Linked DNA regions of Mus musculus: all the other regions are linked to region 1. A link is a loop called in an ENCODE intact Hi-C map of the cell type or tissue named here. Cell type or tissue: heart. All regions are shown on one strand. Links, peaks and the distances in the headings refer to the core of each region. The heading gives the core; the rest is flanking DNA. Region 1 holds the start of Kif13a (kinesin family member 13A). Region 2 overlaps Kif13a (kinesin family member 13A). Region 3 holds the start of Nhlrc1 (NHL repeat containing 1).

Region 1 (10,130 bases), core at 1,689-6,688:
ATGTTCAAGGCTAGTGTGAGCTGCGTGAGACCTTGTCTCATAAAATGCAAATAAGTGAAACAAAATCAGGAAGGAAAGAGAACAGGGAGGGGAGGGATGCTGCCAGCAGGGTTGAGAAGACGACTCTGCATGGCATACAGCACGACACACCCCACACATATGGCAGACGGGATTCTCATTCAATCTGCGCCCAAGGTAAACTGCTGCGTCAGCATGTCCCACTCCTCACCGCACATTCCGCCACAGAGAACTGCCCGGAAGTGATCTGTGGCAGCAATGTTTCCACCTCCCTTAATAAAGGACTTTGACCTCACCCTTGCAAAGTGAGCCTATATACGAGCAGCCCGATGCCAGCCAGCTGCCTCCGCACCTGCACCGTGGGTGGCAGCTATAGCTCCTTGTGTTCTCGTCATATGGCAGCTGTTATGCGCCAGGCGCTGTATGGGGCCTCGGGCACAAGGGGAATCAACACAAGGTACCTGGCTTCATTCAGGGAGTACACAGTCTCCAGCAAGACAGAAGTGGGAGATTTACAAATGATACAGTGTACACAAAGGCCAAGCACACACCTCTGCGATTACCACAGAGCGTTGAAAATATTTTTCCTCTTCCTTCCCACAGCTCTCCAAGGCGAGGGCCTCTGGCATAACTGCCGATTTGCAGTTGTCTTCGGTTCCCTTGGTCAAGCCTGGGACCGACAGGAATTCTGTGTGCGCCCAAGAACAATGCTACGTGTTTTACAAGGAACAAATCATGTGGGTCTTAGCATTGTAGATTGACAGACCAAACGTGGATCGGCTATGAACCTGGACCTATGCAGCGTTCTAATGCTGGGATTTCAGCATCAAGACAAACATCTTTAGTCTGAGAAGTCGTCTGATCTTTCAGTCTTCACTAACGCTGTCCCGTAAAAGAAGGTATGAATGCAAAGCCTGTTTCTTTTCCTAGAAGTCGATGGATTTACTCCACCTTGTTCTTACTGGTAACACTGAAGACTTTGACCCAGTAACTCTGAGCATCTCTGAATGCGTGGGCAATCTTTTGCAACCTCAGAAAAACACTACTTCTCAATCTGACAAGTTGCCAGCATTTATTTAAGGACCTCTCACTTTTCAGACCTAAGAATTCCCAGAAGATTTCACTACGGTCTCGATATTCTACACACTCACCCTTGCCCTGCTCCAAGCTCTATCCAAAAAAACACGGACGGCACACATGAATTGCAAATATACCATAAAGCACAGTTGTGACTACCAAGCCACAGCCCAAGGGAGGAATTGTTTCTATTTTTAAATGCACTGTTGCTTTAAGGGGAAGTTCCATGAAGAAATACGAAACCAAGCTACAGAGTGGACATCAAAATGTACTTGGTGTCTTCGTTTCTGGCAAAGACGGTCGTCCTAACCTGAACGGAGCACCCTTGTGTTGATTCCTCTCTGGTCTGGAAACCGAACGGCCAGTGAATACACGGCCAGACCCAGAGAGGGCCGGTCAATCACACGAAGAAGAGTTCCATCTGTCAGCCCACAACCAGAGAGCACCCCACAGTTCAGTCCTATTCTTCCAGCTCCGGATAGGGGTCTACCCGAGTCAGCACGCCAACGGATAAATGTCCAGGTCACATTCCACGGGTCCTCACTTAAAAGGATCTAACACAGCGGCCCAAGGAACGACCATGTGATATTTTAGTGTTTACCACCGACTAGCCAGAGTTATCAATTCTCTTCAAATCCCACCAAACTAAAGCTTTTCCTATAGACAAATGGCAAGGTTTTACCTCACTCAACAGCAGGCAACAGTGGCATTCCCTAGGGTTTAAGAGTGACAAGGAGAGCAGATGCCATTGGTTGGGAGCACATGCCTACCCTGCCTACCGGTCTGGGCTCCATACCCTGGAGCTCAGAATGAATGAATGAGTGGATGAATGGATGAATGAATGGACACACCCACTCATGTACAACAAACACATATATGGTTAAAAGTATTAAAAGAACGGGGCGGGGGGGGGGGGTTGAAAAGCAACACCAAGCCGGGGAAACTGAAGCCTTGGCTTCCTAGGAGAAGCTAAAATAGTCTACCTGTTCCCCCCAGGCTGCCTTGGCGAACCAGAGCCAAAGAGATAGTCTTCTGAAATAATATGACAAGATCCAGCTTTGAAAGACAAATAAAATAGTGATATGGCATAGGCACTTATTTAATTAGTTTATTCAACAAATTTACTAATGCCCACCATAAAATATACCTTTTATACTATTATCCATATGCCTACATATACTGTAAAATATTTTAACATGTCCAAAAATACTGTCCAAGGATACATCCATTACTGTATGTAAAGATCTATACACATCTTTAAGATAACTTAGCCATTAAGTTAGTATAAGAATCTGCTATAGTGACTATCTGCTAGGAAATGCAGAATGTTTGCGAAGTCAATGGAGCACTCTGGGCTCAATACAAAAAGGAAAGAATTCCCCATTCTTATCCCTCATAACAATCTGACCCCCAAAATTAGCAAGGCTGGGCTGCAGTGGGGTATGATTATAGAAGGAAGCAGCTGCCTCGCTTAGCAATAAAGTAACAAACCCTACTCACAATTGGGTTTCAGGGAAACTTTAAAGAGCAAAAATCCACTCATTATGGAGCTCATCAACCAACAGGTGACTTTCAGGGTCAAACTCGTACTCATTTCCAAGCCGAATCGGAATCCCGGTTTTCTTTTCTATTTTTATAAGGTCCTACAATGCCATAACGAATGAATCCCAACCAATTTCTTCTCAGGGGCTTACCATAAAAATGCCAAATATTCACACTATTTTAGGGCGTTTTCCCATACCATTGCATGGAACACAGTAGAATTAATAAGGATCCCACAGTCAGGACTTTTCAAATGCAAATGCCTTGCCATCTAGAAAATGCAGCCCCTTTTAACATTCCCCCATCCCAGTGTCTAAACAGCTCCGTATCAGCACTCTGTCTGTTTCCTCGAAAATCAAAATTCCCGAATTACTTTCAGACACCATCTCAACTCACCACCTCCAACAACCTACATACAGATTTTAAATGACCCTAGCCTTGTACTTGGGTGTTTGATTTCTTAGGCTCCCAGCCCCCATTTCATATACAACATCCTAAGCAGTTCTGCGAAAAGGGGCAAACAACGTAAGAATCGCTGGAGCTGAACTCCATCAATAAGGCCTTGGATTGGTCATTTGCACGCTTCAGATAACGTCTTTCCTAGGTGTTAAGATGTGGCCTGGGCTACACATCTCCATCCGGTCCCTTCACGTTCTAGGAGCCTGGAAGCCAGAGTGCTGACTCTGGCCAGGGTTCCCTGCCTGGGAGACATCGCTCTGGATGAGAGGGGACAAGAAGTGATGGGCACAAGGAGGGGAGGGGACCCTGCACTTGCAACCGCTTTCCGCATGAGCGTGGGACAAACTTGAAGCCACCCTTGCTAACAATGGGAGAGCGCACTCGGTTTTTCCGGGCTCAAACTTGGCAGGAGCCGCCGGGATGGGATTTACCTTTCTCCCTGCTTAGTGTTGGAAGGAGGAGGGTGCAGGACCGTCTGGTTCCCTTCCATCTCCACCACGCACTTGGTGTTCAGTTCCAGCTCTGAAAGCACAGGGGCAGGGTGATGTTGCAAAGTGGAGCATCCGCGGCCGCAGCCGGCGCGCGTGGCTCAGTCCGGGCAGGCAGGGAGACGGCGCCCCGGGCACATAGTGGCCGCGGCCAGAGCCTGGGCGCCGCCTCCACCCGGGGCCACGCCGGGCCACACCGGTGTCCCCGATCCCCGGCCGCCCTGCAGTTTGCAAAGTTGCCCCCCGCCCTCGGCCGGAGCAGAAATGCAAAAGGAGCTGGGGAGAGCGGCTCACCTCTTCGGTTCATGGGCCGGACCCGGACGGCAACTTTTACCTTCGTATCCGACATGTTGGCGGCGCGCTGCTCCGCCCGACGCGGCCCCTTCAAGCGCCGCGCCGCCGCCGCCGCCGCAGCAGCAGCCGCGCGCCCCCCGAGCGCGGCCGCCGCCGCTCCGCCGAGAGCTCCGAGACGCAGCGCCGAGGCGCGCGGGCCATCCCGGGGGAGCGCGACGCGGGGCACGGCCGGGCCCGGGGAGGGGCGGGCGCGGGGCGGGGCGCGGCAGCGGGAGGAGGCCGCGGGCCCAAGCGCCGCTCTAGCCGCTCGGGCCGGGCCGAGCGCGCAGCACCGCGGCCCCTCGCGGCCGCCGGGAGCCGGGCAGCGTCGCCATCTTCCGCTCCGGGGGCCGCGCCCGGGCTGTAAGGCCGCTGCAGACCGGGAAGGGGCGCTTTACAAAGGCGAGCGTCTCCGGCCTCAGGGCAGCCGGGACACGGGAAGGGACGCTCTGCAAAGGCGTTCGGGCTCCGGGCTGCTGGGCCTGGAGAAGGAGCCCCTGGCTTCCCCTGTTCCTGAGCCTGCGGGGGACGTCACAGACACCTCCTGGAGCTCGAGTCACCTTCAGGGGCCGCTGTCACCCTCACAGCCGGGGCCCTGGGGCGGTCTGGGGGGCATTGGAGAGGGTGCCGGGTGCGCAGGCCTAATCCACGCTATCCTTCCGCCTCCACTGACATCCACAGCGCACCGCCCCTCGGCGCCCCACACCGAGCTTTGCCGCGGTGTTGGAAGCTCTTTGTGGGGAGCCAAGGCTAGACATGAATTTGCAATGGACCACCAAAACCGTGTGTTTGTAAATACGGCGCTCATTTTCTTTCCCTTGCGCCCTTGTAATGGGAGGGATCTAGATGGCCGGGAGGGTTCATTAACTCTTACGTAAGAAAGGCACAGCAGCGCGATCCGCGCTTTTGCCAAAGCCAGACCTCCCAGCCTGGGCGGAACCGAAGGAAGCGGATTTGCTCTGTTTGGTTCAACAAGTGCTTGAGGGCGGCGCTTCCGTGGTGCCAAGGCGTTTTTGAAAAGTGCTCCAAGTCTTAACAGTTTGGATCCGGTGGGGAATCTCACTATGGCATGAAGGTCCAAATTCACTCATTCACGAACTGCTTTATGGGGAGTTTTATGGGGTGCTTACTGCGTGCCGTACTGTAGAGACCACACACAAGCAGGAACAACTTCGCTGGCTCTGGTCTCCAGAAGCCACACTGAGGGAGGAGAGATACTTATTATGGTAAACCACGTGTAGCAGGTGGTCTAAATAGGAGGGATTCCGTCTGTCACCAACTGGTGCCCCGTGATGCGACTGACTTGCACATGCGGTCTACCGCTGTACCACTGAGTCACACCTCCGGCTCCCAGGAAGCCTGACTTGAAGCAGTGCTTCCGCTGCTGTTCCTTAGTCTCTCTCACCTTGATTCTGGCGACCAACGAACTCAGGTCACCTCGGAGGGTCATACAGCAGTCTGCCTCCTGGGTTCCTAGTGCTACCCGCCTTCTCTGTCCCTCCATTCATTCCGCTCTTCAAATATTTCTCTCTCTCTCTCTCTCTCTCTCTCTCTCTCACACACACACACACACACACACACACACACACACACACACACACACGACACGACAGACAGTTTTGTAGGCTCTTGGCTAGAGGCCCCGAGCTATTTCTTCCACAGGATTCACAGGCCCCTGAGGCTCGATTCTCACCTTTGGATTACTGAGACATCCTCTTACTAAATTCCCTAGCTTTACTTCCTATATATACTCTTTCCTGTATCCAACAGCCAGGAAATTAAAATTCTATTCTTTGATTATGTATGTTCTTGTATTTTTTTTAAATCCCTCTGGCTGGCTCTATTGAATATTACCTCTTATTCTCAAAATTTGTCTGCTTCTTCCAGAGCTCTTTAATAAGCAAGGTGTCTTCCCTATGCTAAATTGTTGTTCTGGCACTTTCCAACAGTTGCAATTTTAGAATGTTGGGTATTTTAAAAAGATACATCCAGGGCTGGAGAGATGGCTCAGCAGTTAAGAGCAATGGACGCCGCTCTTACAGAGGACCTGGGTTCAATTTCCAGCACCTACATGCCAGGCATCTCACGGAACCAGTTCATAATCGTCTGTAACTCCTGGTCCTAAAGATTCTATATCCTCTACTGGCCTCCGAAGGCACTGTACACACACATGATGCTCAGACATATGTACAGGCAAAAATACCCTTACACATAAAAATAAAATTGTGTGTGTGTGTGTGTGTGTGTGTGTGTGTGTGTGTATCCAAGAGATCCAAGAGGCTGAGAGTCAGTAGTCAGTTCAGGGGTTAAGGATATTTGCTGCTCTTTCAGGAACACCAGCACCCAGCTGCTCTCAACCATCTGTAACTCCAGTTCTAGGGGATCCTATACCCTCTTCTGGCCTCCTCAGGCTCACAGACATACATACATTCACACAAACATCCATATGCCTAAAGTGAAAATAAATCCTTAAAATATACATTGAAGCTCTATTCCCCCAGAGCCTGTGGGTACGACTTCATTTAAAATAATGTCTTTGCAGAAATAAGATGCAGTCATACTGGGTTAGAATTCATTCTTAATTCAATGACTAGTGCTATTGTGAAAGGGGGGGTGGTGTCCAGACACACACATATGCAGGAAGGAAGCCAGGGAGAGAGAAGATAAGACTAGACAGATGCAGCCAGAAGCAGGGGACTGCTAGGAGCTACCAGAAGCTAGAAGAGGCAAGAAGGAATTCTTCCCTGGAGTCTCCAGGAGAAATGTGGTTTTGCTAGCACCTTGAGTTTGGAAGTCTGGCCCCTAGGAGGTCTGGGGAACAAATATATTTCTGATTGTTTTATATCACCGTGTTTATAGTATTATACAGTGACAATTTTAAGAAACAAGGGTAAGAAGCCAGACATGGTAGAACACACTTATAATCCCAGAACTCCAGACACTAAGGCGGGAGGATCACCGAGAGTTCTAAGGCAACCTAAGCTGCAGAAGGAGAACCCCGATCTCAAAAAAAGAAGAGAGAGAGACTCCTCCTTACCCATGTCTATGTTCTTTCTCATTCTGTACTAGATCATGGAAGTTTTTAGCGACGCTGGGAATTGAACCCAGGACTTTAAGCCTAGCCCCATCATCGATGCCTCTAGTTCTTGAGAACTTGTCTATCTGTTCTAAATGAAGTCAGTGACTATTTGGAGTTTCAAACTAATATGACGGGGAAGCGTCTCTTTAATTCATTTGCAGTCTTCTCTCCATTGAGAGGACCGTTGTAGGCTTCCAGATGAGAGGCCACGATGGCCTGAAGAAAGTCAACAGTATTGCAAATGGAGCAGAAGAAACAAATTGGAGGCAGGGTGCTTACTGTGGAGATGAGAGTGGAGTGATTTAGCAAGCCACAGGATGTGAGGCGTGAAGCAAGCAGAGGAATGCACAATTAGGAAAGACCCTAAGTGGATAAGGAGAGGTCTTAAGGTGGGAGGGGTGTGGTTTAAGTGTGGCTGGTTAAACAGTTCCACTGTAAATGGCCCTTCCTACTCCGCCAGCCTTCTGGGACCTGAAGAGCCTCATCTACTTTTTACCCCGTCAAAGAGTTTACTAAATACGTGCATTTCAGAACCAGTTTATCATCACTTATACCTGCTCCAGAGCTCCCAGGGACGAAGCCACCAACCAAGGAGTATACTGCATATGTAGCAGAGGATGGCCTTGTCAGGCATCAATGGGAGGAGAGGTCCTTGGTCCTATGAAGGCTCGATAGATGTCCCACAGTGTAGGGGAATAGAGGGCAGGGAGGTGGGAGAGAATAGGTAGTTGGAGGAATACCCTCATAGAAGCGCTGGGGGTGGGGTGGGGTAGGGGGGTTCTGGGAAGAAGGGGAACAGGGTAAGGGGATAACACTTGAAATGTGAATAAATTTTAAAAAATAAATTAATTTAAAAAAAAGAAGTATGTCTGGGGAAGCTGGGAAGTGGCTCAGTGGTTAAGAGCATTTACTGCTCATACAAAGGATCTAGGTTTGATGTCTAACAACCATGTGATGACTCACAGACATCTGCAAATCCAGTTCCAGGGGATTTGCTATTCTTTTCTTAACTCTGCAAGAACTGGGCATGCATGTGGTACACCTATATGCATACAGGCAAAATACTTATACACATAAACTACATATATACTAGATTCTAAAATTTAATATATTTATTTAAAATATTTATATGTATATATGTATATTATTATTTGTGCATGCATTCCACATCAGTGAAGGGGGCTAAGGAGGCCAGGATAACACATCAGATCCCCTGGAACTGGTGTTACCAGCATCTCTGGCAGTTCTGGGCTGTCATGCTGCAGCTGGAAACCAAACATACATATATATACAGGCTACTGCCAAGCCTGAAAACCTAGGTACCATCTCCAGGACCTACATGATGGAATGAGAAAACTGATTCCTCTATCACATGTGCCTATACGCACACACACAAAACACACGAAAATAAACATAATAAAAATAATTATGGCTTTTAAGAGTATCAGTGTGTCTTTGAAAACCTTCTCACCTCTTCTTCCGTACCCCCCAAAGTTGCCCTGCATCTTCCACTTGAATCTCCAGTTCCAAGCATACCGCTGTCAGGTGACTCGTTTGAACGTTCCGTTCTCAGAGAAGGCCTCTGTGAGGAACCACATTTGTCCCTCAAGAACTCTCAACTGGTGCTCTCAGTGCTGTTCGTCACAGCTCTACACTTCCAGCCTGTCTCTTCACACAACACATCCTTCAGGTATCTGCAGGTTCACGTTCCTCTGCAGACCTCTGGGAATCAGCACGTGATGTTACATAACAGCTCTGCTGCTCCCCGCAACCCCACTCCCCCACCCCCACCCCCACTCCGCCCAAACTTTAGCAACTCTAAATGACAGTCACCGCAGCCCTCCCAGCTCCAGAGAGTAGTGAGGAGGTCCGGCTCTAGTTTTATCATCAGTGCGTACAGAGGGAGCTGGAACAGCTGGGGGAGGGGCGATGTAGCTGAACAAGGGCCTCTCACCTCGCTTTCCCTCTATGGCCTCTCTGCATAGAGTTTAGATCTCGAATAGCTTCCAAACCCCATGTGTTGAAGGCTTGGTCCCCACGCTGGTGGCGAGATTGGGACCTGATGGAAATTTTAGGAGACTAGCAGAAAGAAGTCTGGGCACCCTAGGTGTGATTACATTAGAATGCAGGCCTCCATCTTCCTTCCTTTTGGCTTTGTGACCACCGCCAGCTTTGCTCTGCCACACAATCTCTGCCACGATGGTTACCTCACCATAGACTCAGAATCAATGAAGCCAGCAAACCTCTAACGCCCTAAGTCCTCCTTATAGGTTGTTTATCTCAGATGTTCTGTCCACGGTGACCAAAGGCTAACTACCCGGTAGGCAGTGTTCCAAGTGTAAGCGTTTGAAGGACCAGTAGAATCTCTCCCATCTTTTCTGACCCAACTGCAGAAATCCTACGGCTGTCATCACAGGGCCACCTAGATTCAAGCAGAGGACCAAAGCTCCTTATCTCCATGAGGAAGTGTGGAAAGTTATACTTGAAGAAGGACACATATTCGTCACAGTCAGTTGGCTTTTGTTGTTTTGTTTCTGGAAAATGTCATGTCACATGATATACCTTTCTACTGTCCCAGCCATTCTCCCTGGACAGCTCCCTACCAAAAAGAAAGGCTTCGGAAGGCGTGGCTTACCTCACTTGCTAACAAGGAGCCTGAAACGACCTAATCTTCCATTGGCTCATGAGTAACTAGCAGGGAATCCGGACTCCCACCACACATGAAGTATGAGATTCCATTCTGAGAACTGCCGTTCCTCCCTCCCCCACATTGCCCACCCCTCGGCTCCTCGTACAGCTATGCTTGTGCTATGTGACCCTACTTTCCCCCTCTGCCCCCACCTGCTCAGTACAGTAATTCCTGCCACATACTGAGCCTGTCAGACTCTTCCTTCTGGGAATCTAGTCTGAAATTCCAGGGGTGGTGAGGGAGGGTAGAGCTCTTGCATGCAGAATGTCAGGTATGAACTTGGAAACCTCCCTTTCTGGGCCAGCAAATCTGGAGGAACTCTTCGGTTCCCTCATTTAAAATCATATGATAGAGAGATAGTAGTAATGAAAGTATCTCCTGTATAGGGCCGTGGGGATAAGATCCGTTGAGACCTGCGATGTTCTCATCACCGACTGTGAAGAGC
Region 2 (10,130 bases), core at 1,961-6,960, 91 kb before region 1:
ACAAAGGCAACTTCTCTTTCACTAACCCTAGCCAATCTCAGCTCCTGCGGCTTCTACCATGACCTACACTATCATGGAGTGGGACAGAATAATTATGACATGTTTAATAAACATTCAAGGTGGCATGCGCTTTCTTCACATTGATTATCAGACAATGAAGAGAATTACATTATACTTCCTTCCCCCTGGTTACTAGAACATTCGCTCCCACAGCATCTGCAGGCACTACTGGCTTATATACTATTTCCAGCTCTGGAATGAGTGCACCCGGATGTCAGAGATGGCAATCTCATTATCTTTGTAATCCCAGTGCCTAGTATAAAGTGCTTAATAAATATCTGTTGAAAGATGGGAGTCAGTTTAATTGCTTCATCCTCCATATATTTGCACATTCAAACATAACCAACTGCGAGCTATTGGTGGCGTGTTTCTCTCTGACGGGAGGCTGGATGGGGTTTCAGCATTGCCTTGCAGTGCGTCCAAACTTCAGAGTAAGACGCTTCAAAACCTGTCACAAGAGACTAGAACTGACACTTCAATCACGGGGCTGCCAAAAAGTGAGATTCTGGCAACGTCAAATATTGTTGAGCTGTAGAAGTAGGCGTCGCTTATAAACCTCTGCTGAGAGAATCATCACAAGAGGCCATTTGAAAGGAAACCCGAGACTGGAGTGAGCTCAGAGGTTAAGAGCGCTGACTGCTCTTCTAGAGGACCCTGGTTTGATTCCCAGCAACCCCAGAGCAGATCACAACTGGAACTCCAGTCCCAGGGGATTCACTGCCCTCTTCTGGCCTCCTTGGGTACTGAATGCAAGCGCTGCACAGACACACATGCTGGCAAAACACTCATACAGATAAAACAAAATGAAAGGAAGCCGGACGGGAAGGGGGTAAGACTCCATTCTGAGCCACTGTGCGCGCATATCTGAGCTGCTCTCCTCACATGACCTCGTCAAAGATGTTTTGGCAGCACTGTTTAACATGCTAGAACCTGCAGCCAAGTTAAGTACCCAGCAATAGCATGAGATTGTATGCCTTAAATGTAAGCGTTCCAGAATGAAAAAGCATATACTTTAAAAATAAAAAATAAAGTACTTACACGTGTCAACAATTGTAACAAGAAACATTATTGAAGAGGGGAAAGCCATGCCACAGTAACTATGTAAAGACTTAGACATTATAATGCACGAGTCACCCACACAGAGAGAAGGGGGCGGGTTAAAGTTTGCAAAATGAATCGAAAAAAAAAAAAATCCAAATTTACATCGCCTTTCCTCTCCCTTTCTAACACCTACCATCCAGTACAGCGCTTCCTCCTGACACGTTGGTAGCACCCACAGATTTTAAAAGCAAACAGAATTTTAACAGCCTTGTCTAAACACACAGTGCGTTGTGAGGTGTGTGTGCACACAGCCACCAACAGCATGGCTTGTCCGCGTCACTGTCTCTGACACACATACTTGAAATACCGCTCTTAAGTCGCAGTCTGCTACAAGGCTCTTGATCTCCCCCCATAAGAATATCAGTATTTTCTCCTGTTTTGAAGGGGCCTTCCTTACTCTCTAAGCACTCTGGGCTCCGATTCAAAAGACAGGCCAGGCCTTAGTCTTGAGTCAAGCCTTGGCCTAGGCAGGATGCAGAGTAAGCTCAGCTGTGCTCAGGCTTGGTAGAACTGCCCGTGGTCCAGACTCAAGCCCACTCTAACGCTGTATCAGCCCAAGCAGATGACCATAGCAATCCCGTTTGCTCTTCCACACTGGTCAAACACTCCCTAGGAAGGAGCAGGGACAGGTGGGACAGGACTTCTAGCTACTGGACCATAATCCACAACTTCAATTCTGCAGACTTGGGGAACAAAACCAAGAATACTGGGTTGGTTTGCATTCATCAACTTGATTGGCTTTAGACTCACCATGGAAACCCACCTCAGGGTGTGCCTGTGAGGGTATTTCCAGAAAAATGTAACTGAGGAGGGAAGGACTCACCTCGAGTGTACCAGGTAGCAGCATCTCCTGGGCAGAGTAAAAAGAAGCAAGCAAGCTCTGCATAGCACTCACCTCTCTCTGCTTCCTGACTTCTAACATCATGTGACCAGTGCCCCCCTACGTCCTGTCACCATGCCTTTCCCACCATGATGGATGTAGCCCCCTAAACTGCAAGCCAAATAAACGCTTTTCCCCACTAGGGGCTTTCTGTCAGGCATTTGGTCACACAACAAGCAAAGTAGCTGATGTAAGTGTGAGGGCTTGGACTTGTCCCCCAGCGTTCACTGGCTGGAAACTGGACCCCCGGAGCAGGAGTATCAAGAGGTGGTAGGGCCCTTTAAGAAAACACTAGGTAGGTCACAAGGGTTCTATCTTCATGAATGGGGAAATGTGGTGATCACAGGGGTGAGTTTGTATCACAGGAGTGAGCTTGTGCTGAGGCCCAGGATGGCCCTTGTCCCGCTCTCAAGCCAGGAACTAGTCTGCCTGTATTTATGCCAAGAAGGAAGAGATGGCTTCCCTATCCAGTTGGTGTCTTTATCTGTAGTCACACTTTATAGATTTCTATTCTAACTTTAGATACACAGGTATGGCAGGTGACCTATAAATATGATGACAGGTGACTGGGGTCAGAAAGACTGTCATCTGCCAAGACCTCGTCGCTGGTGAATATAGCCAGTCAGGAGCTCAGGCCTCGGACACTGGTGATCAATCAGCCGCTCTTGCTCTTGGTCTCCATGGTGAGCTTAAACTCTCAGAGCCTATCTGGAGCTTCGTTTGTGTGTTTCCTTGTTTATCTCTCATTCTGGCTTCAACTATTAGACTATGATGTCAAGGCCCATTGCAGCTCTACAGAGCATAAGGCATGCGTCACACATTCGTGTTTGATGACAGAATATAACCCGAGCTTGTCACATTTACACTTACCTATTGTGTGGATGTGTGGCTGTGTGGATGCATGTGTGGATGTGTGGATGCATGTGTGGATGTGTGGCTGTGTGGATGCATGTGTGGATGTGTGGGTGCATGTGTGGATGTGTGGATGCATGTGTGGATGTGTGGATGCATGTGTGGATGCATGTGTGGATGTGTGGCTGTGTGGATGCATGTGTGGATGTGTGGATGCATGTGTGGATGTGTGGATGCATGTGTGGATGTGTGGATGTGTGGATGCATGTGTGGAAGTCAGAGGAGGAGACAATTCTCGCACCTTTTCATTCTGTGAGGTTTGGGACTTGAACTCAGGTCATCAGACTTGGCAGCAATCACCTTTACCTGCTGAGCCATGCCATCAGCCCCGTGGCTTTTCATATTTAATAAAGTTTCATTCATAAGTGGGATATGAGAGAAATTTGGAAAGCAAACAAATGTGTGCGCGTGTGTTTATAAGTGTTTATACACATAAATGCATAAAGCGAATGTTTTCGTGTATTTCTGGAAAGAAAATTTTTTTCTCCCTTCCATCTGCAAGTAACGATACTAAGATGCAACTAGGAAAACAGTAAAATAGAAAGAATTACTGTGAAGCTTATGTGTTTTCAGAAATCTACAGCTAGGTTCCTTGAGAGACCGGAATACATTTTATTATAACTTCACATCCCAGAGAGAACTTATTCTTTTTAAGACAAAAATAATGAGTATTTCCTTCATCTATGTGAACATTTTTTTTAAAAACCTCTTATTTAATATATATTTTCAACTATCGTGTGTGTGTGTGTGTACATATGAGTGTGTGAGTATGTATGTGTATGCATGTGCATGCATGCAGGTAGGTAAACTTTCAGGAGTCAGCCCTCGTCCTCTACCCCGTGGGGCAGGAGATCAGACTCAGTTTCCCAGACTTGGCAGCAAGCACCTTTACTCACTGAGCCATCTCAGCGGCCCCTATGTGAACACCAAGCTGGCCATCTTAGGATTCTGATATAGGCATCCCAGCCCCACCCTGCAGACATCTCCGTTCGCTTTCATTTCCCAGGATTTACAGTTTCCTACACTTTCCTGCTGACCGCCATTGCAGGGATTCCCCAAATTAAACACGAGGCCTTCTCTCTGACACCCGTCACTGCTGCTCATTATCCTGACTAGGCCAGGTCAAGAAGGAAGAAGACCCCATTTTTAAAAGACTTATTTATTTATATGAGTACAATGTAGCTGTCTTCAGACACACCAGAAGAGGGCATCGGATCCCACTACAGATGGTTGTGAGCCACCATGTGCTTGTTGGGATTTGAACTCAGGACCTCTGGAAGAGCAGCCAGTGCTCTTAACTCCTGAGCCATCTCTCCAGCCCCAGCTCACTTACTCTTAACGTTAAGTAAATAGGCTGTCTGAGTTCTGAGTCACTTTATAAGCTGGCTGGTACACCCCCCTCCCTTGCTTCTTTCCTGAATGCATGCTAAAAACATCAACTGTTGGTCCATCATACATGTTATCATATATGCTAAAGACATTAACTGTTGGCCTATCACACATGTTCCAAGTATTTTTCCCAACTCTGTCATGCAACAGTTTTGTTATTTCATATTCAGATATTAAAGAGCATAGCTAGATGGCAGCAGTGAGCAAGTTCAGCAATAGCCCAGCAGGTAACAGCACTTCCCATCTGATGACCCCACTTTGTCCCCTGTGACCTACATGGTGGGAAGAAAGAACCGATTCACATATATATGCAACGTAATTATATATATATATATATATATATATATATTTTTTTTTTAGCCAGGTAACCCTGGCATGGTGGGAAGAAAGAACCAATTCACATATATATACAACATAAATATATATATATATATATATTTTTTTTAAAGCCAGGTAACCCTGGCTGTTGTGGCAAGCTGGCCTCGAACTCATAGATCCACCTGCCTGCCTCTGCCTCCTGAGTGCTGGGGTTAAAGGCGTGTGCCACCACTGCCCAGCCCTAAAAGCAAAACTTGTAATACTCAAATCCTTTCTCTTTCCTTTACAGTTTTTGCTCACAGTTTTCACACACAGTTTTCACACGGGAGTTTGCTCACATTTTCGTTTAGTTGTGAGTCCTGCCTCTCCCTGGTGGAGGGGCTCTGGGAAGGCCTCATGTCTTAAAGTGGCAAATGCTGAGCGCTCTTTCACTTGACTGATGACCAGGATATCAGGCTGGTCACAGAGGCACCAGCCACTGTGCCTAGCTAGCGAAGAGCCTGAGATGGTTTTTAGTCATTATCTACAATGAGTATCATCTTGTCATTAGTTTGGTGCAAAAAAGGAAGTCACCAGCTAGTCACCGTTCCTTCTGTCTTGCCAGAGCTCTGTACAGCTTCCTAGTTTTAAAGATGACAGTAAAAAGGATGAGACAGTGGACAGCAGTCCTCAGAAAGGAATCATTGTTGCCTGTTTTTTTTTTTTTTCATAGCTTTCTTTGTGGTCTCACTGATAAATGTAAGGAGGGAGTGTTTCTCACATTAGAGAGAGAGAGGGAGCATGCTAGGATCCAGGATAGGCAAACTAGTCCCCAATCGTTTGCAACATTAGGATAGAACGTTGCAGTGGGAAAGAACACGCTATAATGAACAGCAGCAGTAAAAAAGCCAATGGGACCAATTCTATGGACTTCTCATTATTTCCCCACCCTGACGCTGTGTGAATGCATGAGCCCTGGGCTGCAGTTATGCTCAACCAATTCTTTTGTTCAGTCACCATCAGGGAATCACTATTACAGGAAGAATAGCTGTGAACGTAGTCAAGATCCCAACGGTTAACCAAATCTTCACAGTGTACCATGTATCCGTGGAGCAGACTCTGCCCTCATCAACAACAGTCTCTGCAGGCAGCGCAGGGATGGCTTCGCTTCTTTGCTCTGTCTTAGAACACTGGACATCCCAAAGACCCACACAAAGACCCATGGTTGACCCAGATGAATGAAGGTCTTTCTTTCCCCCTCTGTAGTACTGGGGGCTAAACGTAGGGTCCTACATGCTAGGTAAGTGTTCAACCACTGAGTTCCATTCCCAGCTGCGAGGGTTTTTCATTAAAAAAAACCTTCTGTCGTGTTCATGTCCGTATTTTTAAAAAAACCTTTCTCAGCCTAGGAAAGAATGACTTAGCCGCTGCTTCTGAACCCTGGCTCACACACACACACACACACACACACACACACACACACACACACACACACACACAAAAGGCAGCTGTTTATGCTGCATGGTGGGAACTAGGGAATTCAAACACTGCCTGGGCAGATCTCATAAAAGATGCAATATTCCCACCCTGAATGCTTCCCAATTACAGTTTACAGTTTACACGCAAGCAGAATGGAGTGCTGTTTGTCTAGGCAAAGGCCTACAGGGAGGTTCAGAAGTCCTGTGGGAAACAGGAGGATCTATGGGTATTTGTTCTCAACCCAGACAGACAGAGCAAAGCTACAAGACTGCCCAACCCAAGAGGCCCGTGGCTTCCTGGCAGAACCCGTGTCAGGGAGGCATCTTTGGAGACCGCCCTGAGCTTCACACACCCGCTGCAGTGAACCCACAGGGCATGCCGCATCTGACCTCACTGTTAATAAGCATGGCCAAGACGCCCTTTTCCTTCAGGGTTTATAATCGCATCTCTGATGACCATGTAGACAAGTTATAAAACCCGGGCATGCCCAGTGAGACATGCAACACGACGTCAGAGCAGTAACAGGAGCTCCTGTGTGGGACCTCTGCAAGCTGAGTCACCCAACACTGAGTCACGGATGATACGGATCTTTGAAAAACCAACACCGCCAGGTCTCCCTACGTGGGCGTCACCTGACCCCTTGGGAACAGCAGTAACGGCCTCCCAGCCACCATGCTAGGTCTTTACAATTCAGGGTCTTGACAGCAATGCACTAAAAGGAGTCAACTTGGAACAAGGGAAAAGACAACTAAGTCCTGTGTCCAACATCTACCTACGGAACAGACAGGATGGACCGGGGCCTAGGAAGTAGGATAATGAAGAAAGAGGGTATGGTCCAAGTTGTTTATAATCCACATTTAAAAAAAGCACCACCATGGACACAGCAGAGTGGATAGAACTCTTCAGCAGGGTGCGGCACAGTATAGACTTCCACGAACAGAATATACTTCTACGTGGGAGAGTATAGGATCTAAGATTGGAACGATGTTATAGCTTAGGTCTTTAATGTCTCCAAAGTCCCACAAGTTAAAGATTGCTGTCCAGGGTAGTACTAGTGGGAAATAGTGGAGTTTTTAGATGGTAAGAACCTAAGTGTGTAGAGAAATCCTTGGATTATTGGGGGTACGCATGAAGAAGACTTAGAACCCCAGTTTTCCCTTCTTTACTTCTTGACCTTGAGGTTAAAGGTTTTAATCTACCTTGCAGCCAGTCATTATACCCTGTCTTTTATCTCAGTACCAAAGCAATGGGGCCAATCAGCCATGAACTGAGGCCTCCAAAGCTTTTCTCTCTATGTAAGGTTTGATCTCAGGTTCCCTATAGCTACGGAAGCTAACCAATACAAACCCAACCCGAGATCAAATTGATCTCTTAAGCCCCTTCTTTTCTTCATCTCTTTTCCCTCTAGAGTTGGGCTGGCAGGAGCTTGGCTGTGCATTTGTGAGCTGCAACTCCTAGCCCTGCTTCTTTATGAAGGTGCTTTCTCCTCTACACAGGGCTGACAGCCACAGTAATTTTGATGACTCTGAACTTGGCAGGGGCTCAGATCCAAATCTGAGCACCTGGATAGTACAAGAATGGACAGGTCTCGCTTGCATACCTCAAAGGGAGAAGAAGGCCTTATTTGAATGAGGTTTAAGCAAATTCCTTCCTCAAAGGCCTTTGGCGTGGGGAGTGCAGCTCACAAAATTTCTCACATCCAGAGACTTCAGGCCATATTTAAGTTGAATGAAACCAAACTCTAGTTCAGATAAAGGAACAAAGACGTTAAGCCTACACCTGGAGGTGCAAATTTTAATTTTTCAATCAACTTCAGAAGTTTACTGTGAAGGGACCTGGTAAAGAGAACTTGAGAAACTGGGCCACGAAGTGAAAGCAAGCCTCAGGCCACTTTCCACTGTGGCATCCAAGTGCTATCAGAATGGCCGTTCAGGGAAGTGTTACTTGTACCATGGTAGGGAGTGTCTTACCCAGACAACATTTCCAACCCAGGGACACTGCTAGGGCTGGCATGAGCTGGCCGTTTCTGTTGTTGTTATTTCTAGATGAAGTGGCTGACTCACAGGGAAGAGAGCCAAGGAGCAAAGAAAGCAAGATCGACTGGGGAGCCTGTCTCCACACGAATGGCTGCTGACAAAGAAGCGTCCCTCAGCTCTGACAGCATTTGACAATGATTCTCTCCAGTAAGGTAGCCGGCTCAAGCTTCTGTCCCTTCGAGAGCTCCTGGCTGTGGTGGTCTTGGGGAAATGTGTAAATAGTGCTCAGCCGAGCACCTGGGCTCAGGAGTTTGGACAGCATCTGTCTGGAGAGAAGATTCAGGTACTAACACTCCCAGCTCAGTCCCACACCACGGCTTCTTAACAGAACCACTCTAGGGCTCAGGGAGACGAGACATGTCCAGGACAGGAGTCGAATCCATACGTCATCGATAGAATGTATCCCTGTTTTTATGTCATCGATAGAATGTATCCCTGTTTTTATGTCATCGATAGAATGTATCCCTGTTTTTACGTCATCGACAGAATGTATCCCTGTTTTTATGTCATCGATAGAATGTATCCCTGTTTTTACGTCATCCATAGAATGTATCCCTGTTTTTGTTTCCATTCACATTGGTCATTGCTTTTACCTATAAAAGGTAGCAGGACCTTCCCAAACCTCTATTTTTCTTCTCTGTGAAATGTGGACAACAGTATTTCCTATCTGACTCTACCTTCTGGTCATTCTATCTGCCCCCACATACACACATGCAAAAGGCTCAACACCATGCCGGGAAGGAATGTGGTATGTGGACTGTATTTTATACTGTGGTGACAGTTATCTGCCCCTCTGAACACAGCTATGTCAAACTGTTTCTGGGTCAGAAAAAGGAAACATGAAAAAGTTGGGGTGAGGAAGGATTTAAAAGGATATCTGGAGGCAGGGCTGTGCGTGTCTGTGCACACAGCACCCTGGGTCCCAGCTCCAGTGCAGATGAACCCTGTCATGGTGGTGTACGACTAGAACCCAGCACTTGGGAGGTGGAAGCAAGGTGGTTAGAAGTTTAAAGTCACCCTCAGCTTCAAACACAGCAAGTCGGAAGTCAGCCTGGGATATACGAGACCCTGTCCCCAAATTGAAAAGGGGCCTGGGGGTAGGGTAGAGAAAAAGACACATTATATAATAAATATATGCTATAAATGTAAATAAACATATATGTCTACTTTAAAGTTCATAACTTGCTCATTCATATTTTGGGCATCTTTACCAATTGAATTCTCCTGAACTGAACTGCTCACTCGTGTCCAGCTCTTGAGATTCACAGATATCAATAACCTTTATTGATATAAGCCTGATCCCCAAATCTTCTACCAGTTGAGGTATGATCTATAAAGAGTCAGTCGTACTGGGTTCCAAGTTGGTTTATATCAAATGGATGTCTTTGTGATTATATACTTTAATTAAACAAATGAGTTTCTGGGTCATTGAGATGGCTCAGCAGATAAAGGGGCTTGCTGCCAAAGCCAGACAACCTGAGTCCCACTTAACGGAAGGAGAGATCTGACTCCAGCAAGCTGTTCTCTGATGTGTGTGTGTGTGTGTGTGTGTGTGTGTCCCCTTTCTCCCCTCTCCCCCTCTCCTCCTCTTTATTTTTAATAAAAAATTCTTTAATAAGAAGAATTGTTGATCTTAAGGACTTAGGACGCTCAGGATCTTGATGAAGCAGATTCTCTAGAATGGTCACACGTGTGAGACAATTGATAAAACGCCGTAAAGGAAAACGAAATCAGACCTGGAAGGGGCTTATGCTGTGTTTCTTTGGTTAGCGGCTTTCAAAACAGCAGGCACTGTGTACAACACAGGCTGACCCTAATGATGTCTGAGCAGCCAACATCAGTGTTCCTGCTGACGACATGAAGAACTGCTGCAGCTTTCCGGAATGGCTAATAACTGTCAGCTACTTCCGGGATGCACAGAACTTGCTAAGAGTCTCAATTCATCCTCAAGTTCCTGATAATGAAGGACTGTTATG
Region 3 (10,130 bases), core at 3,115-8,114, 86 kb after region 1:
ACCCGTGCTTCAACGATATGAGGATGGGGTCTGTCTGCATTCTTCCCCCTCAAACCACTCCTCGGCCTCAAGGGCAACTTCCGGCCCCGCTGTGTCAGGGTACAGGTCGTCTTGGAAGAGGTCAGACTTCCTGGGGACCGTCATGATAATGGGCTCGTACTATCTCTCATGAAGCTTGAAGAATCTGGCAATCTCACACTTGTTGACGTCAAGGCCCCGCTTGGGCATGTAGCCCATCCCTCACTGAGGCTCCTTGCCGCTGAATGTGTGGAGGTAGTGGACATATGGGAATTCATCCGCGGACACTGCTGTCACCCTTCCCACATAAGTAGATGATGCTGGTGTCTGGGTCGTAGAAGGAGAGCAGCACTCCATTGCTAGTGTCCATTTCATGGAGAGCATTGGTTTCTGCATGTTTTTTTGGGTTCCAGAGCGTCAACTGCCGCTCGCTCATGCGGCTAAAGCCAGTAGTGAATACGTTGCCGTCCGCCAGGAAGATGGCACGCATAGGCCTGGCTCCTTCGTGTGCTTTCTCCTTCTCCACCGCCATCTCCTGTTTCCTGGGGTCAATGACTCTCATTTTCTTGTCTTTGGATGCTGTGCAGATGAGACTACCGTTACAGCTCCAGCTCTCGTTGTAAATCATGTCTGAATGCATATCATCCAAGTTGATGAGGGCTTCCCCTGTCCCCACGTTCCAGATGATAATGACATTATCACAGCCTGCACTGAGAAGCACAATGTGGGCCGTCGGGTGCCAGGCCACGATGCCAACTCTTTTTGAGTGGCCTTCTAGAATCACCACAGGCTCAGTCAGGGAAAGGGTCAGTCCATTTTCTGGGATCTGCCAAACCATAACAATGCAGGCCTCTGAGCCGCTGGCGATAACCTGATCGTTATGTGGACACCAGTCTATGTCCAGCACTGGTCCTGTGTGGCCACACACTGTAGGGTAGGATTTGTCAATTTGTCCCGTCTTGTGCAGAGGGAGCATCAGGAAGGCCCCTCCCCTACTTGCTTCTATGATGATGGCCACGAATCTGGGGTTGATGGCGCAAAAGGAACTGTCCCAGGTGACTCGGGAGACGCGGATGTCATCATAGCACTGATCATTCTTCACCGCCTGTCCAAAGACATGCCGGAACTTGCTCTGCCGCACCACTCGCCGCATCGTGTCAGAGCCCGGGTGCCTGAGGCGCCACCGAAGTCCCTGCTGCAAAGCCCCGAGAAGCCTCCATCCATCCGCTGCCGCCTCCCGCCTGGCACTGAGTGCCGCGCGGGGGAGGGGCGCGGCAACCGCTGCCCAGTCCTTCGCGCAAGCGTGCAGGCCCTGCCCCCCTCAAATCTTTGAATTGGGTCAACAGACACTAACATTATCCAAATGTAATGGTTCTGAAATAAAACACTGTAAGATCAATCCACAGTTGCTATCTAAGTTTTGCTGTTACATATTTAAAATAGCTGTAAAGTTACTGGTCTATGGTGATAATTTATCTGACTTTTTTTTTTTTTTTTTGAGGCAGGCTCTAACTATGTAGGTTGGTCTCATAGTGCTAGGATTTAGGTGTGTGCTACAATGCCCAGCCGAGGGCATCGGGATGAGGGAGAAGAATTCAACCACTGGGCTTCCTGTTAGAGGACCAGTGGTGTTGAGCAGTGCCCAAAATGTTACTATTGATGTTCTGGGATGGAATCAGTTAAAGCAACAGTGTGGGCAGGGGAGGAGATGTTTCGGGAGTGAAGATGCTTGCCACAGAGCCTGATGATGTGAGTTAAGTACCCTAGACCCAGATGGTAGCAGACGAGAACAGGCGTGTCACTCAAGCTGTCCTCTGACCTCGACACATGATGGCATGTGTACATGCACACAGGCACATGTGTGAACATACATACAATAAATAATAAATGTATGTAATAATTTAAAAAGAAACACAGGCTTTAATGGGATGGCATGGCAGCTAGGCCTTCACCTTGGGCTCCTGATGTCAGCATTCGTATCCTTTGGAAGACACTTTCAGTCATACTTCAGTGAGTGTCTCTATTAAAACCATAGGGGCTGAGTGTGGTGTGTGCCTTCAATCTCAGTGCTACAGAGGCAGAAGGCAGAGGAAGCAGGAGGCAGAGGAGGCAGGAGAGGCAGAAGGCAGGCGGATCTCTTGAATTTTCAAGGGCAGCCTGGTCTACAAGTGAGTCCAGGACAGCCAGGGCTACACAGAGAAACCCTGTCTATAAATAAATAAATAAATAAAAAATAAAATAAATCTTTGTAGAGCTAGCTGTAACTCAGTTGGTAGAACACTTACTTAGCATGTATGACGCCCTGGGTTCTACCTACCTCCAGCACCACAGAACCCTTGGTGTTGTGGTACTTGACTTTAATTCTGCACTTGGGAGATGGATGCAGGAGGATCAGAAGTGAAGGTCAGGCTTAGCTTCAGAGCATGTTCAAGGTCGGTCCAAGATGTACAAGACCTTGTCCCCAAACAGCCTCTTTGTATAAAAGGATATCATTTTGTTGACACAACATTAGTTCTTATCTAAAGCAAACTCTCACCTCTCAAAAGCATCCCCAGAAAACATTTTCATGCTGCCCCAGAGGTGTAAGTTATTTGGTATAATTCCAACATCCCTGAACTCAAAGATTTTTGTGCTTGCTTAAAAAAAAATAGAGAGGATCAGCATTTCACCCCAAATATTCTCCACTCCTCCCCTCAATTACAGCACTGAGGAGCCCTTACATTGTCAAGGCTGTGCTTCCATTCAAGACACGTTTCCAGCACTCTAAAAGGACGAAGACTGTTTATTAAGTACAGTGTTTGAATCACATTTCAAATTACACAGAGAAAAGCCTCCATCACAAAGTGCTTCAGGCGTCAGAGATTTACCACACCAAACAAAATCACTTCTGCCATCAATGTGCTGGGGCAAGATCTAATTAACACGAGTCTCATATGCCCATGACGCTAGCAGGCAGTGGCTCTGCAGATTTTTCTCAAATTATCACTGCGGGATAGTTCCCAGTGCCCATAGAGGAAGAAGAAAGAGGGGGAGAGAGGGAGAGAAAGAGAGGGAGAGAGAGAGAACACACTAGTCCAGCTTAGCCTCAAAATTACTAGGTAGCTAAGCTGCAGATTGCATTGAACTTCCTGCCTCCACTTCTCAGGATTTGGAGTTCTGGCACACACTATCATCCTGGCAGCCTTTGCCTTATAAGGAAAGAGCTCAACTTTGTTTCTTGTTCAAATCTTGGAACTGGTAATAAGCTATCTACTCTACCTTTGGGGGAGCTCACAGCTGAAGGTGATGGACAACTTCCCTTTTCTCCTAAAATCCCCATGAAGACCCCTTTCTTGTCTTTGTGCACTTTACCAGTTACCCACTTGTAAGGAGAACATACATACATAAGACACAGCTCACAGTTTTTGTTGTTGTTGACGACATCTAACATCATATCTAAGAGCAAGTGGTTTGGAGCCAGAACTGAATTCAACTGTCCCAGTGAATACAACTCTAAAGAAACCATACTGAATGCTCTGGGTCTGTCTTCTCATCTCCCAAGTGGACGGATAATAGGAATTAACATCGCTGTGTGTTAAGAAGCAAACAGGCTAAGATCTGCAAATTTCTTAACACGGGAACAGGCATTCACCGAATGACAAATTTAATTATTAGTCTTTTAAAACTGCCTTAGTAACTGCTTTTGCCATTCAGTTACCATTACTTCTGTCTGGATGGATGGGTGAGACCAATTCACTCCCAATGACACCAAGATTTCTGACTCCTGGCTTCAGGATCCCCATCACCCTCCGTTGCCCTCCATCACTTTAAAGACTTTTATAGAATGGGATGCAGTATCCAGCACAAGAAGAGAATTCTCCTTGGTGAAGGCCAGTGCCACAGGACGGGAGAGGCCGTGAGTGATTATAGGCTTCAGGGCTGGGAATTCTTCGGGTTTCCCCAAGCAGACGATGGCTGGACCAGAGGTGTCAGCAACAATCACGTTTCCTTGGTGATCGAAGGTCACAGCAGAGGCAGTTACTTTGGAGGGGAAGAGGAGGTTCAGCCCGAAGCTATCCACCTGGCCAATCAGCTGCATAGTGGAGTTGAACACCTTCACCCTTGTGTTGTTACAGCCAGTCCTCCCAAAGGCACAAGGATGCTCTAGGACCGCGATGGCCCCCGTGAGCCATGACACTGCCAACCCACGGGGACTGCATAGGTGAGCTTGCAACCTCTCAATCCTCCGAAGGACCCCTTCAGGGAAATCCGCTTCCAGCAGGTGCAAAGTCCCTGCCTCTGCATCAGTCACCAGGACCCCATTGTGAGGGGTGATCTCCACACCCCAAGGCAGGGAAAACTGCTTTCCCACAACCAGCTTGATCTGGCCAAAGAAATCAAACACTTTGAGGGAGCAGTCGCCAGCGTCGGTGACAACCACATGGCAGTCGTTGGTGACGGCGACATCCAGTGGGTACTTCACGTCGTGCGCTGCGTCCCCCTTTTCTCCAAACTGGTGTGCACCTCCTCCTCCGGAGTCAAAGATCTTGACCCGTCTCTTCCCGTCGTGCACGACCACTACCCGTCCGGTCTTGGGGCACAGTGCAAGCCCTGTGGGGTTCACTAGGGTCCCCCACCCGCCGAAGGCGTGGTAGCAGGTGAGAGTCCCCGGCGCGAAGGGGGCGGCGCTGAGGGCAGCCGGGGACGCGTGGAGGGTGGAGCCCAGGAGCTCCAGGAGGTGCAGCACCGGCAGGCAATCGCTGGTGTCACAGGCTCGGCAGGCCCGCCGGCAGAAGGGACACTCGAGGCCCAGCGTCCGCGGGTGCGCGAGAGCGGCGACACAGGCCAAGCAGACCACGTGGCCGCAGGGCAGGTTGCGCGGGCGCCGCTGCTGCCAGTGGCCGAACCTCTCGAAGCACACCTTGCACTCCAGCAGGCTGACCTCCGCCTCCCGCACCAGCTCGGGCCGCACCCCAGCCGCTGCCACCGCCGTCGCCTCCTCCCCCATTGCTCCCGCTGCTCCGCTGCCTCCGCGCAGCCCTCAGTCACGGCCACGGTCACGGTCACGGAGCGGGGCATGCGCTCTGACGCAGGGCGCACACTGCCACCCCCTGGCGGACGCACGACGCAGTCGTCCGCATGCGCCGTGCGCAGACCTGGGATAATCACGTCACGGGTGGAAGATTCCAGGATTAAAGATTGAGACATGTCAGCGGGTGTGGGGGCGGGGTGTGATGAGTGGGTCTCTCCGTGTCCTCCTGTAAGTGACAGCTAGTCTCTCAGGGATGGTGCCCAAACGGACTGCCAGTCAGCTTCGCTGGGAGGTGGGTACCAGGGCTAGACAGGAACAAGACATGGCTCCTAGTCTCTGTATAGTAAGATTCTGAAGACAGAGACACAAGAAAGAAGATAACTTCAAGGGGCAGATGTGCATTCCTCTCTGCTGTGTTTTTTCCTTCTTGTGAGAAGGTAGCTACGTAGACGTCAAAGAATTGGGTGTGATAGTTGTGATGCCGGGACTCAGGCGGCAGAAACAGGAGAACAGCTGTTGGTGGTTAGTTGGAGGCCAGCCTAGGCTACAGTGCCTAAAAAAACAAACCCCCAAACCAAAACAAACAAAAGAATACTTGTGAAGTGGGTTTGTGTGGAAGGGATATTTTGAAAGCTGTTAGCTTTCTCGCATGGTGGTCTACATAGTGAGTTCCAGGCCAGTTAGAGGCACAAAGGGAGACCCCGTCTCAAAAACAAACAAAACAACAACAACAAAACTTGTTAGTTAGTAGCAGTTATAGAATTCGCTCGTGCCTGCCTTCTTTTAAGTGGTTTTCATTCACTTTTATTTAAGCCTCATGGAGGCCGTGATTGGAAGGCAGGCAGTTTGACTACACGGCATCTCACTGATCATCAGATATGGTTTTGTATGACAAATGTTTGAGTCTCCTTGGCAAAGGCTTAACTGCACCAGTGTGGGCTGAGGGGCACTGTGAAGGGGATTATAACGTACAGGTAAGTTCGAGCCAGCGGTTCCTCCCTGCAATGCCTTCCATCCCGAGAAAGATTGAAAGTAAAGGGGCTGAAGCGATGGCTCAGTGGTAAAGAGTGCTTGCTGCCCTTCTGGAGGACATGAGTTCAGTTCTCCGCACCATCTGTAACCCCAGCTCCAGGGAATCCAGAGTCCCCTTCTGGTCTCCATGCATTTGCAAACGTGTGAGATACATTCACATAAACATATACACCTGCAAATAAATAAGTATAGGAAATATTTCAAAACTGGAGAAATGATTGACAATAAAGATGATCGTGGAAGTATCCTAATCTTATGGTCAGTATAATCTTCCGAAATCCATTGGGGGTATTCAAAGCTCTCATTTTCGGAGTTAACTGTCTTACATGAACAAGGTGCTGGCCAAAACCATGTATTAGAACATTCTTATTCACAAAAAGGCTGTGATCATGATTGGTTACCCTCTTGTTCCATAGACTTCCAAGAAACTGGAGGACTCAAGCCTGTGTTAACACTCTTCGAGAGAGAAATTCTTTGGAAGGCCAAGGAAAACAAGCAGTTTTTTTTTTTCTTTTTTAATCAACTACTACATATCTCAGAGATTGAATGTTAGACCAGAATAACCAAGCTGATACTATGATTTCAAAATGCATTTCCATTCTAAATAAGACACCAACTAAAATAATATCTCATAGAAAGTTTTTTTATTAGTAATTTAAAAAAACTGTTTTTTATTAGTGTGTGTGCACGAGGCTGTCTGTGTGTCTGTGTGGACGTCTGTGTGAACCTCTGGAGGCCAGAAGAGGATGTTAGATACCCGAGAGCTAGAATTATAGGCAGGTGTGAGCCACTGAATGTGGGAGGGTTCCTAATGTGGATTCTCCAGACTGGGCAGCCAGCGTTATGTAACTATTGAGCAACCTCTCCAGCCCCTCAGAAATAATAAGAAAATAGATTTATTTTACTTTTTGTGTATAAGTGTTTTCTCTACAGTATGCCTGGTGTCATAGGAGGTCGGAGCGGGGCTGTCGGTTCCAGGAAACTGGAGTTACAGATGGCTGTGAGCCACAATATGGATCCTGAGACTCAAACCCAAGTCTTCTGCAAGAGCAGCAAGTGCTCTCACGTTAAGCCTTCTTTCCAGCCCCTCAGAAACAGTTTTTAACTCGGGAAACACAGTCTGGATACAAAACTGGACTATTTTTAGAACCAGTCTTGTGCAACAGAAATGTAAGGAAACCCACATTTTAAAATAATTCCCTTGTATCCCCACTTTTAAAAAGTTGAAAAGAAAAACAAAATTTAGTTGAATTCTTTGTGTCCAATCCATCCTTTGGACATTGTAATCACCTGAAAACATGAATGGAGACATTTTAACACTCATTTTGTATAGTGAGTAAAGTCTGGTGTGTTTTACCTTCAGTGTGCATCTATCTAATTCAGATAAGCTAACTTCCACAAGTGGGGCTGGTGGCTCCCACACAGATCATGACAAAGGCAGAGCCGTCCTAGGAGGTGTCATCTTTTAAAGGTATTTCCCAGACTGACCCTGATGGATCCCTTACTTGTATCTAACTCGTCTCCGCTCCAGCATTGCACCCAAACTATTCAAAGACCCCGATTCATTGCTGACTGCAGCTGAGCTGTGTCCTCTAGAGATGTCCAAAGGCTTGCTGCCTGCTGAAGCTCCTTCTCTGCCTTCTCAGGCCTTTGCTGCCTCTGAGAGGCTACAGGTGGCACTACACCATGAGCACTGCTGGCTAGGTTGGGCAGCTTTGCAGCAAAGACACTCAGTTTTCTCCTGGGGTTTACTATAAAGCACTTAACTAGGAGGTTTGTTTGTTTGTTTGTTTTGAGTCAGGGTCAGCTCATGTCGGCTTCACGCTGGTTATGAGGCTGGGGCTGGCCTTGAACTCACCATCCTCCTGCCTGTACCATCCTAGTCCTAGGACTACAGGTGCTTGCTACTATGCCAGCCCAGATATTAAGTTAAAGGGATGGCATGTGATTGGCAGTTAAGGTTTTTCTCAGCTCTGCAAAGCTTCCAGCTTCAGGAATAGCAAACAAAACCAAGGTCTGAGTCCCACAGTTTAGGGGTCTTGGCAATGTTAATCTTCAGACTTTGCCTCCATCCCATGGAACCCGCCAGTCTCTGCTCTGTTGTCTCTACCAGCCTAAGCTGACAGCCTGGTCTTTCTTCTGTCGGATCAAGGATACAGAGTCTGATTGACAGCCTGGTCCATCTTAAAGCTTGCGCTCTGTCTTCATCTCTTTCTATTGCTTTTGTCCCTGAAGGGACACACTGAGTTCTACCTCTGGTTTTGCTCAACTCTGGACTGCACCAAGCACAGGCCTCACAGGTTCGCACTTCGTTTGCCGGGTGAATGCCATCATTCACCCGGAGGTCAGGAGGAAGTGTACAAGGACTTACCTCGGATGAGACGGGGCACACCCTTAATCCCAGAGTTTGGGAGGTAAAAGCAGTCATTCCTTCCTAAGTTCCAGGCCAGCCAAGGTTACATAGGGAGACCTAGTCTCAAATAAAGAAATAATAAAGACCTTGGGTTAGGTAGGTGACTCCATGCTAGAGTTTGACACTGATGGGTCAAAATATAATAATAATAATAATAATAATAATAATAATAATAATAATAATAATAAAAAAAGTTTGCTTTTGAGAGATATTTAATCACTCAGAAGGTCAGAAGAACTTGAGAGGAAGGCAATAGAGATGTACCATGGGGCCTGTAGTGAGAGCATGTGTTTGTAAGATCACAAGTATGTAAAGGCAGACCAGAGGGGGCTGGAGAGATGGCTCAGTGGCTAAGATGCTCTTCCAGAGGTCCTGAGTTCAATTCCCAGCAACCACATGGTGGCTCACAACCACCTGTAATGAGATCCGATGCCCTCTTCTGGTGTGTCTGAAGATAGCAACAGTGTACTCACATACATACAATAAATAAATCTTTAAAAAAAAAAAGGCAGAAAAGATGAAGAGAAAGCATTCCCCTCTTTGCAGTGATGTCTCTAGTGCAAGGGTTTGGTTGCCCTTGTTTGTCCTTGTTTGTCCCTGCTAGACTTTCCAGGTTTTCAGATATTATGATTATTTTGTGGTACTACGGATTGAACCCAGGGCCTCACATACACTAAAACACTCTACCGTTGAGCTATATCCCAAACCTCATACATTATTATTTAACATTTATTTTAAAATTTTTATTTATGTGCTGTGTGTTATCTGCATGTATGTGTGTACCACTTATGTGAGGGTATTCATGATGGAACAAAGAAGGTATCAGAGGGGCTAGAGAGATGGCTCAGCAGGTAAGAGCACTGACTGCTCTTCTGAAGGTCCTGAGTTCAAATCCCAGCAACCATATGGTGGCTCACAACCACCTGTAATGGGATCTGATGCCCTCTTCTGGTGTGACTGAAGACACAGTGTACTCCTAATACATAAAATAAATAAATCTTTAAAAAAAAAAAGAAGGTATCAGAGCCTCTGGACCTGGGGTTACAGGCAGTAGTGAGCTGTCTCACATGGGTGCTAAAAACTGAACTCAAGTCCTCTGGAAGAGCAGTGCTTACTCTCAACCACCAAGTCACTGCACCAGCTCCCAGCAGGTTATTTGTATCATTTAAGTATAAGTAAATGCTCAACTCTTACTTTAAAATACTGCAGCAGGCAGTGGTAGCAAATGCCTTTAATCCCAGCATTTGGGAGGCAGAGGCAGGCAGATCTCTGTGAGTTTGAGGACAGCCTGGTCTACACAGCAAGTTCCAGGACAGTCAGGACCAAACAGAGAAACTGGGTCTCGAAAAAAACAAACCAAAAAGCCAAAGCCAAAGCCAAAGCCAAACCCTGCTTCTTATGGCTACCCGCTCTTCAGCACGCAGCAGATTTTCAGGCAGATTTTTTAAAATGTTACATATCAAAGTTATACAAAGTCAGAAATGGGGACTGTATGCTGAAAGCAGAGTGACCATGCTTAAGGTTCACATACTTGAATCCTCTTCCAGGCCAATTATTATTATTTTTTAAATTTATTTATTTATTATATGTAAGTACATTGTAGCTGTCTTCAGACACTCCAGAAGAGGGCAGCAGATTTTGTTACGGATGGTTGTG

Evidence for each region. Hi-C counts contacts between places; a loop is a spot of excess contacts. Peaks named below come from ENCODE experiments on the same cell type or tissue, not always from the same donor. Only the 100,000 strongest peaks of a DNase experiment are listed, where the experiment ranks them.
Region 2: a loop joins it to region 1, with 5 times the contacts of the local background. A loop is called at or near these places in 14 of 42 quality-filtered maps.
Region 3: it touches region 1 in a loop (6-fold over the local background); 16 of 42 quality-filtered maps call a loop at or near these places.

Annotation. Positions count from the first base shown.
Region 1 is chr13:46,925,689-46,935,818 of GRCm38, forward strand. It overlaps Kif13a (kinesin family member 13A), which reads right to left and starts at 4,030. Exons shown (of 38, transcript NM_010617.2): 1 at 3,879-4,030; 2 at 3,528-3,618. The coding sequence starts at 3,933. In heart, for the core only: CTCF peaks have their summits at 3,423, 4,300 and 4,510; DNase peaks (open chromatin) are centred at 3,663, 4,303 and 4,823; H3K4me3 peaks cover 3,639 bases; H3K27ac peaks cover 3,104 bases.
Region 2 is chr13:46,834,217-46,844,346 of GRCm38, forward strand. All of the region lies in intron 4 of Kif13a (kinesin family member 13A), which reads right to left. Among named protein-coding and RNA genes, the nearest start is that of Gm22960, 63 kb to the right of the region's middle. In heart, for the core only: a CTCF peak has its summit at 4,512; no DNase peak of the experiment used is centred there.
Region 3 is chr13:47,009,775-47,019,904 of GRCm38, forward strand. Nhlrc1 (NHL repeat containing 1) reads right to left here and starts at 5,076. Exons shown (of 1, transcript NM_175340.4): 1 at 2,783-5,076. The coding sequence starts at 5,005. The coding sequence ends at 3,800. It also overlaps the pseudogene Gm5790. In heart, for the core only: a CTCF peak has its summit at 7,730; DNase peaks (open chromatin) are centred at 4,177 and 5,107; H3K4me3 peaks cover 1,332 bases; H3K27ac peaks cover 917 bases.